Regions from separate parts of the Homo sapiens genome. Here region 2 is linked to region 1. The links are chromatin loops, found by intact Hi-C in ENCODE. Cell type or tissue: MCF 10A. All regions are shown on one strand.

Region 1 (5,000 bases):
AACAGTACAAGTTCCACATAGACGTTCAACCCTCTACTGGGCCGTCAGCGATTTCTTCCTGCAAGTGGAAATACAGATGGAAAGTGACATTCTCGTTTTCTGGGAGTTTCACTGATACATTTCGGTGAAGAAGGAAAACTCCTAAGAACTTGCCTTCCTCTTGTTAGTTTCGTTTTCCACCTGACTGTACTTCCATCACGTTCCATGGCTTGCTGTCTCATGACATTCTGTGGTGCGTTCAGTATCTTCCTCAATGTGAGTGGTGATATAATTGGGGTCCCTCCCTTAATATGTGTAGCTTACCTGATTTTTCCAGCCATGTACCTTATTTAATTGGAAACCAGGAACCTTTGCGTGATCTAATGGCATCTTATGACTTTCATTCATTTCTGCCTGTTTGCTTAGTTGCCCATTTCTAAACTTGTTCTAAACCTTGATGAGGAAAGTAAATGCTGAGCGGGCAGGTACCAACAGAGTGTATTTAAGTGAGAAATGACATACTGAATGAAAACAAATGAAAGAATGAAATCAGCAATTAATGAAGTCCACAAAAATATAAAGTCTGGTACTGAAGACCATCTCTCCCGAGCGCCAACAACGCTTTTCTTTGAAACTGGAAAAGACTCCTGGGGTCTGTGTGGCATCGGGCAGAAGGGACAGGGAGACCCTGGTGCAGTGAGTGGCTCAGGAAACAGGCACAGAAACAGAGTTCTGGCCAGCCACATGATCTGGGGCCAGTTATCCAGGTTTATGGGGCTTCTTTTCCCTTAATTATATGAAAGGAGCCAAAATTAGTTCCACTCTTTTAGGGCTGTGCTGGGCTTAAATGAGATAATTCACGGGATGTGCTTAGCACAGTGCCAGGCTCATAGGGAGCACTCAATAAAGAAAGGATAAATGCCTTTCTAATAACTAGACCCATTTAAAGATGGCACGGGCTTCCTTGGGGATGGGATGGTGAGTTCCCTGCCACAGGAAGTGCTTAAGAGGAGATAATGGGGTTTTCAGAGTTTCACGTGCAGGAGCAGATGAATCACCTGAGGAGAGCATCAGTAGATTCTGATTTAAATAGGTTCTGGGTGGGGCCTGAGAGTCTACATCTCTAACAAACTCAGGTGATGCTGTTGCTGCCAATTGGCCGTATGTGAGTAGCAAGGAACTAGATGATTCCTTAAAGGATGTTGAAGAAGATCTGTGATCATCCATCAGATGGAGTGATGTGTTAGGCTTCTGTTGTCCCATGCGGTGGCCTCTCACCACAGGTGACACTGAGCATTTGAAAGGAAGCTAATTGAATCCAAAAGGAGAAATTCTGTGAGTGTGAAATACACATTTAATATAACAAAAAGAATGTAAAATAATCCAATAATTTTTATAGTGATGACATGCTGAAATGATAATATTTTGGATATATTAAATTGCTGTTTTTCTTTTTTTGCTGTGGCTTCTACAGAATTTAAAATGATGTATGTGGTTCACATTCTATTTCTGTTGGACAGTGATGAACTGGGTCATCTCCCAGGTCCCTTCTGAATGTGAGCACCCCGTGAACACTCTAAGATGACATACAAGCTTGTCCACGTGTGCATCTCCTGCGGAATGTTTGTAGCTTATTTCCTCCCACAGCTAAAGGCAGCCAGCAGAGAGACAGAGGGAGAGAGGCGCTAGGCTTTCCTTAGCTTCCTTTCTGCCTGGGGCGGGGGTGAAGAGTGAGGAGGGAGCTTGTGCGTTTGTCTTTGCTTCTTTCTCCCCATTTTTCTCTCTCAAAATTAATGGGAGACAAAATGCCTTGTCACTCTAGGGATATTCAATTTTTACCTTGAAACTGCCTTTCTGGACAGAGGCAAACCTTGTCTTCAGCACAGAGCTCCTTGCTAAGGGAACTGGAATTTTTACATCACCGTCTAAAATAAAGATGGCTGCCCGGGGGAGGCGTTCGTTTCCTTTGAGAGTTACGTGGTTAGGAACCTGGCGGGCGGAGGCCCTGGCAATGCCCATGGATGCAATGCCGTCACCTAGAAAGTTGTCTGGTGGACCAGGCTGTAATGTGCCTGAAGGGCTGGGGAGCAGAACTGTAGCCCTGCAAACCATGGGGCAACCAGAGCCGTGGGACAGGCAGCTGCTAGTTCAGGTCCCACCGCTGCAGACTTAGCATCATCTCATATGGCTTTGCGTGAGACCCTGCAGAGTGAGCCGTTAAGAGCCTGAATCCAGTCCTTATTCCTTTCTAGCTGGATGACTTCAGATAAGTGATACAAACTCTTTGTGCCTTGATTTTCTTATCTGTAAAATAGTGATGACAGTTATACCCACCTCATGGAGTTGTGAGAATTAATGAGTTAATATGGTAAAGGGTGGAGAATAGCTCCCAGCACAAGGTAAGGATAGACACGTACTGCCTGTTATTCTGAGATAATAAGAGCTCCCTGAATGGCAGCGTCTTTTTTTGGCTGGCAAATTACTCAGAAAACCCCCCTAAATTGCACACTTGTTTGAGTAAGAGTCAGGTCCCGTGTGGCAATGATGTAACATACCTATTTTTGGCAGACTTGGCAATTCAGGGAGTGACCCATTTTCCTGTGCTTCGTGGAGGTCATTGCAATGGGTTTCATCAACCAGCAGGCTTGGAAATGAGCCATAGGGTTAGAAGGAGCTTTTTCTACCACTCTAGACTGCTTTCACGGCGGTGCAGCTTATGTCAGGATTGGGGAGAGGGTGAAAGGATGCTGCCATGATGACACCACGTTCAGAATGATGGCCATGGAGACGGGTGGAGCAGTGGAACACATGTTCTTCACCCGACTCCCGCGGGGGACATTGGCTGCATCACAGGAAGTAGAAGTGTTTTTGTTTGTTTGCTTAGTTTTTGTCGTGGTAAATGCAACCTTGAGTTTCTAGGTGTCCACAGGACCTTTGGAAGATTCATGACAGCAACAAGGTGTTGTGAAGCTCCTGCTCTGGTGAGGCCCCAGCTCCCATCAGAGGATCAGAAGGTTCCCAAGTACCCCAGGACAAGAAGTGAGCTGTGTGGTTAGGGACCCTTGTCTGCAAGAACTTCTTAAAGAGTCTGATCTTGTATTTTGAGAAGACATCGTCATAGGATTTCTGTACCACCCATCTAGTTGGAGTAGGGGACTCTGTCTGAAGGAGACTCCATTAAGTACAGAGAATCTTAGGGGGTTCAAATTATTTTTGGAATGAGGCCAAGTATGAGTAATAATGTACAGACAACGAACTAATTAACTAGCTGTCCCAGTGTAAATTGTATTGTCAGTGTTGGTAGCTTTTGAATCAATCAAGGGTCAATCAAGTAAGGTCAATGCTAAAAGCACAGGTTTGGGACCAGATGTTCCTTGATTATAATCTTGCTTCATTGTTCTCGGCGGTGTGTTCTTGATCAAGTCACTTAACCACTCTGAGCCCTTGTGTGCATGTCTGTGCAGTAAAGGATAATGCCAACCTGGCAGGGCTGTCAGAGAGGGTAGATAGGAGGCAGCCTAGGCTTCCTGAACTGCCCAGTGGAGACCCAGTCTCTGCTGGTCCCACCTGGCCCTCAGATCCCTGGTTCTTCGTTCTCATCCTTCTGGTTTCAGCTGAATTGTCAGCTCTTCTGATAGACCCTCCCTGACCACCCACATAATGTGCCGTGGCTTCTCTTCCCACCTCCAATTACTTTCCCATCTCTTTCTGTAGTTTGGTTCCTTCCCAAAATGTGACACCATCTGTGATTCTCTCGCTAGTTTTTGTTGGTTGTTCTTTCTTGTTTGTTGACTACTGACTGTCTTGGGTCATGAGACAGAGGTTACTGAAGGCAGAGGCTCCATGGGTATTATCCAGGGATCTCGAGTACCTTGAACAGTGCATGGCTTACAGCAGGTGTTTGAATGAATATCTATCTGTGTAACTAGAGCAAGCTCCTGACCCTGGTGAGTTCTCAGCTTTTCCTTCTCTTTAAGGAAAAGCCCCTGTAAAGGGTTGTGGTAAGGATTCACTGAGATACAGTGTGGATTCACTGAGTACAGGAAGTGAGTGACCCAGAGTGGGTATAGAATCAATAGTGTTCATATCGTGAGATGGCATATGGAATAGTGGGTGTCTCCCAAGTAATAAATATTTTGATTCTTTTTTTTCTCTGCTCTTTCCTTCTGTGTATGGAGTTTATATTCCTTTTTTGCAAATACAAGTTACATGGAATGCAAAGTTTGGAGTAGCAGATGTAACTCTGAAAAATGAGAGCAGGAAAAACAAGAGTTTTCAATTTCTCAATTTACAAAACCAGCGATTTCATTTATAATGTCAGTGGAAGTGGCCAGTGGGTGAGTTCACACATTAATGTGCAAACTGGCCGAATGAGTCAGTCTAGATGAGAAAGTTAGTATCTTTGGACTTGGTTGGCATCTTTCCTCAGAAAAGGGGCGCAATTCCTCTCCTCTGTGAGGTTACATATGGACATTTCTTTGTGAAGTAATCTCTTCTAAAAAGAATGGATGTTTCCTCATCGATGAAAGCTATGGGACATAGTGGGTTTCTCTTTTTACTGAAGTGGCAGGAAACTCAAAATTAATGTCAAAATTTAATAATAATGTTATTATTATTAAATAATAATAATAGGCTGCAGTCGCAGTTGCTCTTAGTAGCTCTCCTATTTATCTCTGTTTTGAAAAGAAGCAGGATATAAGTGAATAAGGGCATTTTGGAAATGTGATTTGCTTACAAAAATCCTGTGTCTAAGTTGTCTGGATAGACCACCAATACTGAAACTTCTGAAGTTTCTCTGTGGCACTTGCCAGGAACATCTCTGTGACCCTGGGCATGCCCTCCCTTGGTCTGGTCTGCAATTTCTCAGCTATTAAAAGAGGTGTTTAGACCGAGGTGGGTTGTTCGGGGCACTTGAGGATTTTTCAATGCTTTCACTCTTTCAGATGAGCATGAAGCCTTCTGTTCTCATTCAGCTCCATCTCAAGCACTGAAGCAGGGATTCCCCCCACCCCACGCCAACC
Region 2 (5,000 bases), 110 kb before region 1:
GAAATAATGTCCCTAAGTGAGGCCCTAAAACTGGGAAGTCTTCATCCGGCCTGGGGATTTTGAAAAAAGGTTTTGGTTCTAGGAAAAAATAAGAAGTCCAGCAAGGCTTTTCCTAATGACAAGAAGTAGGACAGTATCTGCCATGAGGTACCCACAAATTGTTACCTTCCTGCTCAAAAAGCTTGCAAAAATGACCTTTGCTTGTATGATAAAAAGCAACATCCTGGACCCTATCTGTATCTTCAACCTCGTCTCCTGTCCTGCCCTCCTTCCTTCTGCCTCCAGCCATGCTGGGTTTCCTTTAGTTTGTTGTGCCAGCCGGTCGCCACATCTCCTTTTGGGCATGTTCTCACCTCCAGGCTCCTGTGCTTTCAAGTCTCAGCTGTGATGTCACTTTCCTAGACCAGCTAAACCCGCTTTGGGTCTTATAGCCCTCTGGATTCTCCTTTATGGCACTCATACCAGTGTGATGACAGAGGGCCTTGTTATCCTGAGGTGATCCTCCCTGAAAGGACACCTCAGACCAAGCCCACTTAACATAGGAGCCAGTATTTCATGGGAAATGGGATTTAAAGAAGATTTGATTAAGATTTTCTTGAAAACGGAGATTAGAAATTATGAACATAAATTTATTTTTATCTTATACTTACCCAATTTTAGATTCTAATTTCAACCACACACTGAAGTTTAGAGTGGACAAAAGTTGAATCAGATGTTGATAATTTCAAGCAATATAATTTTTATGACAAAATCGGATAATGGCATGAGATGGCCTCCCTTGTTTTGTAATTTTAAAAAAAAATTCTTTAAAACAAAAACATAAAGAAAGCTGTTTATTGCAGAAAGGGTCTAGGTCTTTATGCATTTGCCCAAGGGCTTCCTTTAACCACTTGATCCAACCATTCTGTTTTGACTATGAATTCATCATCCGTGGCAAATCCCTCTCTCTCTGTTGTTACGTGATCTAACTGTCAGAGCTTCATCTATCATTGGCTTGGCCTGGGGTTTAAGCTGTTCTTTAGCATCACTGTCGTAGACATCATAAAATCCTACAGCTTTGGTAAAGTCTTCAATTTTTTTTTTCAATTTGTTTGTACTGCAATTGCATCATACTGTCAGATAACAGAAAGAAAGAAACAAACAAACAAAAAACAAGGAGAGATGGAACAGAAATGATGACAGCTCTTTGGGCTGTGATAGATGCTGACATTATGTATGTTGTTTGAGTAGACACTGATCTTACAAGTGGTTAGTTCACTGAATATTTTTGAAATTCTCAGGCTAATTTCTGTTTCTCTATGAAACCTCATGAATGTGGACACTTGGCTAATAAATACTCAAGAGTATGTGGCCTCCCTATGTACGAATATTTGTGCATTTACTTGTTTAATGTTATCTCCCTCCCTGGACATCAGCTCCATCAGAGAGGGACCTCTGAACCACAGGGGCCTAGAACAGGTCTAGCCTAGAGTCAGGGCATGGTCAAATGTTTGCTGAACAAATATGCAAGCTCAAGAGGAACTGGGAGGAGAGGATCCTTGATAGAGTGGTCTCAGCTCATCGAATCATTCCGTTTTCAGTGATCTGGGCTCCTTAAGATCAAGCATTGGGCTGATTGGTTGAAATTGTTTCCTTATTGTTCTAGGGTAGTGTTTAGGAAAAGGAATGTATGGGCCAAGCTACTGCTCTTCAGGTGAAAGCAAAGGAGAGATGATTGCCCCCCAAGGGGAAGAGTTTTAGGGTTTTTACTCTGGGCTTGGCTAGTGAGGGTGAGTTGTGGATCTGTGTTAGGGTACTCAGGCTAAGCAGAAGCTCTGGGAGAAGAGAGTGCTGCTACTTCTGACCTCCACTGGGAGAGCCCCTTCCAGAATTCTCTCTGCTCCAACCTGGGAGGGGAATGTGTATGTGTGTAAGTTCCTTGCATGGTTTTGGGAGCTTGGTGGCTTCAGGCCTGTCTCTAAGAGACAAGCCTAGGAAGCTGTATATAATAAACCAATATTGTGGCTCCAGACAATCTCTCAGAAGAAATGCAGTGTCTTGGGTAATTTTCTTTACTTGGAAAATGTCACTCAAAGTGGCTTGCTTTGGGAACATTTTAGCCCCTGGAGATTACCTAATACTGGGCCTCTCACTCTTGGCCACACAAGTAACCCTCATGACAGATGAGAGTAGCCATGTACCCCTGAAGACACATGCTGGAAGGAGGACACTTCTTTGATGTTTTATTGGAAAATTAATGTACATTTTGCATTTGATTTCAAGATGTGCTCAGGTTTACTTTTATATAAAAATACTACCTCCTCAAAAAAAAAAAAAAAGAAAAAGAAACCCTTCAAGTGAGTCAGGCTTGTGTGCTCTCAGGCAGTAACACAGGGGTTTCCACACCCCAGTTTGTGAAATGACTCATGTTAATGACTCATTTCTGGAATAGTAACTCTTCACCTCAGCCACTGCAATGTGGAATGCACCAGCATCATCAGTCTCTGGGTCCTCCTTAGCACTGATTCTGGGTTAGAAAAGCAACAACTCTCTTGGCTAGTGTACACCTTCACTTTCATGAAATTACAGCTCCTTCCAGAGAGCAGTTAGATGTTCATTATGATCTAGTTTGATCATTTAAGAAAACAAAGAAAATATATATATGCTACACATGTTTTAATTTTTCTTCTTACTGACTTTCGAAAAATAAGTTGTTGGATCAGTTTCCAGATAGGTAGAAGTTTGAATATGGGAGTTGAGCAAATTCTTGAGGTTCACTAAGGTTTTTCTTCTCATTAAGATCTGGGGGATTTCTTTTCTGAAAGGCCTAGCCCCTGCTCTGCTCCTGCATTTTCTGAAGCCTTTACATCCCAACAGAAAGCTCTTTCTGGATTTAGATGTTGACAGTAATTTCGTTTCTTTACATGCCAGCATAAGCTACAGTTTCTTTCTGGTCAGCATTTTTCAACTTCATATTTTAGCCCAGAATCCAACAACACCATTAGAAAACTGACGAAGCATTTTATATTTGTGCTCCCTCGTCAGGTAGCTAAATCTCAGAGCTTGACATTTAGGCACATAAAAAAAAAAAAAAAAAAAGCCCCAGATACTGTGCTATGCGTCAGCTGGTTCATACAATTTTACCACATTCATGATATTTTTGTTAATAAGATTTAGTATCACAGAATGAGACAGAACTAGAAGGGGCCTTTAATGATCATTTAATTTAATCTCCTCATTTTTAGTGGAAGAAACTAGGCACCAGAAAGGTTTAGTGACTTACCAAAGGTCACACAATGAGTTAGGAACAGGGTCCCAGTCTGCTGACTCATTCTGGGATACCACAATATAGAGTTAACTTTTGCTGCATGTCAAACTGCCCCAGTGTTAATGGCTTAAATTGCTTATTTAGGTAAAAATTCTGTAGGTTAGCAATTGGCCTGGGCTCAGCTGGGTGGTTCTTCTGGTCTTTGCTGGGCTGGGCTGATCTTGGCTGGGCTTACTCATGTCTCTGCAGTCAGGTAGTATGTTGGCTGGGGCTGGCATGTGATGATGGCATCATCTGAAATTACTGAGATAATAGAGGCTTCTCCCATGTGATCCCTCATCTTCCAAAATGCTAGCCCAGGTTTGCCCTCATGGCAGTTACAGGGTTCCAAGAGCAACAAGGGAGAAATCTCTCAATGTGCAATCATTATTTTAAAGACACTACTTATGTCATGATTGCTAATGTCCCATTGGTCAAAGTAAGTCACAAGAACAAGCCCAGATGAAAGGGAATGGACAGAGAGAGAGAGAGAGAGAGAGAGAGAGAGAGAGAGATAGGATATCCTATAGGCCATCTTTTTAAGAGTCTCACTTCTAGTTACCTGGGATGACAATAATGACATGCAGTTGTAAATGATATCATGGGCTAGCCTCTTATAATTGAGTTATTTCAGTTCATCTGGTGCTGGTAGATTTTACTTTATTGTATATTATTTTCTCTTCAAGTACAATCTATTGTAGGTGGACATATGAGAGAACCAAAAAAAAAAAGGTACTATTTCTTGTTCCCCAGTTTATGATAAAAACTCTCTTTAAGCTCCCAAAATGCTGTTAAAAAGAAGCTCAAAGGATCTGTGGATCTATCCCAATATTTATTTGTAGGTTCAAGGAGCAATAATAGTTCTAGCCTTCATATTTTAGGACCATTATATGGTTTGTACATGAAGCTCATTCTTTACCCCATTTGACTTTCATAGTCTTCCTGTGGAGTAGCTGGGCATGAGATATTTGCACTATTTTACAGATTGGGAACTAAGGCTCAGATTCTCACTCCTCCTGCCCCGCCCCACCCTACTGCCCCAGGAATTGCCATGGGACTCCATAGGTGTGATGCCTGTGTTAATTTCCTCTTCCCCCAAGTCTAGAAGCCTGTGGAGAACCCCCAAACAGCTCTCCCTCAGCTCTGTGATTTCTCTCCAGTCTCAAGGTTGGAGGACCATTTTAACTGTGCCATTCTGGGAAGAGGGTTCCTGCCTTTTCTTTACTGAGAGGAGCCAGGCCACAGATGTGGGCTCCTGGCCTCCAACTTTCCTCTCAAGGTGCCTCAATTTGTCTGAGTGTCATCCCCTCATCCTCGGAGGGTCCTCCTCCTCCACCTCCTTCTCTAAGTTTAGTCCTTCACTGGGATCCTGATTCCATCCCTCTCCTTGCTGGGCTCAGGGAAGGTTCCCTGGAGGAGGTGGTGTGTAAACTGACCCCTGGATGATGAGGAAGGTCTTTCTGGTATCAGGCATTGGCAACAGTTTGAAGTATTTTCTAGTTAAGAGGAAATGGTAGCAATCAGTATGAGAACTGTGTGGCAGCTTTCATGACTGGAGGTTAGAGTGTGTTATTAGGGGCAGGAGGAAGGGAAAAGATGGGCCCTTCCCTCAAGTGGCCTCACCACAATCTATCCCACCTCAATGGAAAATCACTGGCTGGTGGGAATACGTCTTAGAGAAGGGTCCAGCTTGCTAGCCAGAGGCCACAGGTAA

Evidence for each region. A loop is a pair of places that touch in the nucleus more often than their neighbours do. Peaks named below come from ENCODE experiments on the same cell type or tissue, not always from the same donor. Only the 100,000 strongest peaks of a DNase experiment are listed, where the experiment ranks them.
Region 2: a loop joins it to region 1, with 4 times the contacts of the local background. A loop is called at or near these places in 1 of 110 quality-filtered maps.

Annotation. Positions count from the first base shown.
Region 1 is chr10:117,760,312-117,765,311 of GRCh38, forward strand. No RefSeq gene overlaps it. Among named protein-coding and RNA genes, the nearest start is that of LINC02674, 28 kb to the left of the region's middle. In MCF 10A, no CTCF peak of the experiment used is centred here; a DNase peak (open chromatin) is centred at 2,590.
Region 2 is chr10:117,650,911-117,655,910 of GRCh38, forward strand. No RefSeq gene overlaps it. Among named protein-coding and RNA genes, the nearest start is that of LINC02674, 82 kb to the right of the region's middle. In MCF 10A, no CTCF peak of the experiment used is centred here; a DNase peak (open chromatin) is centred at 2,411.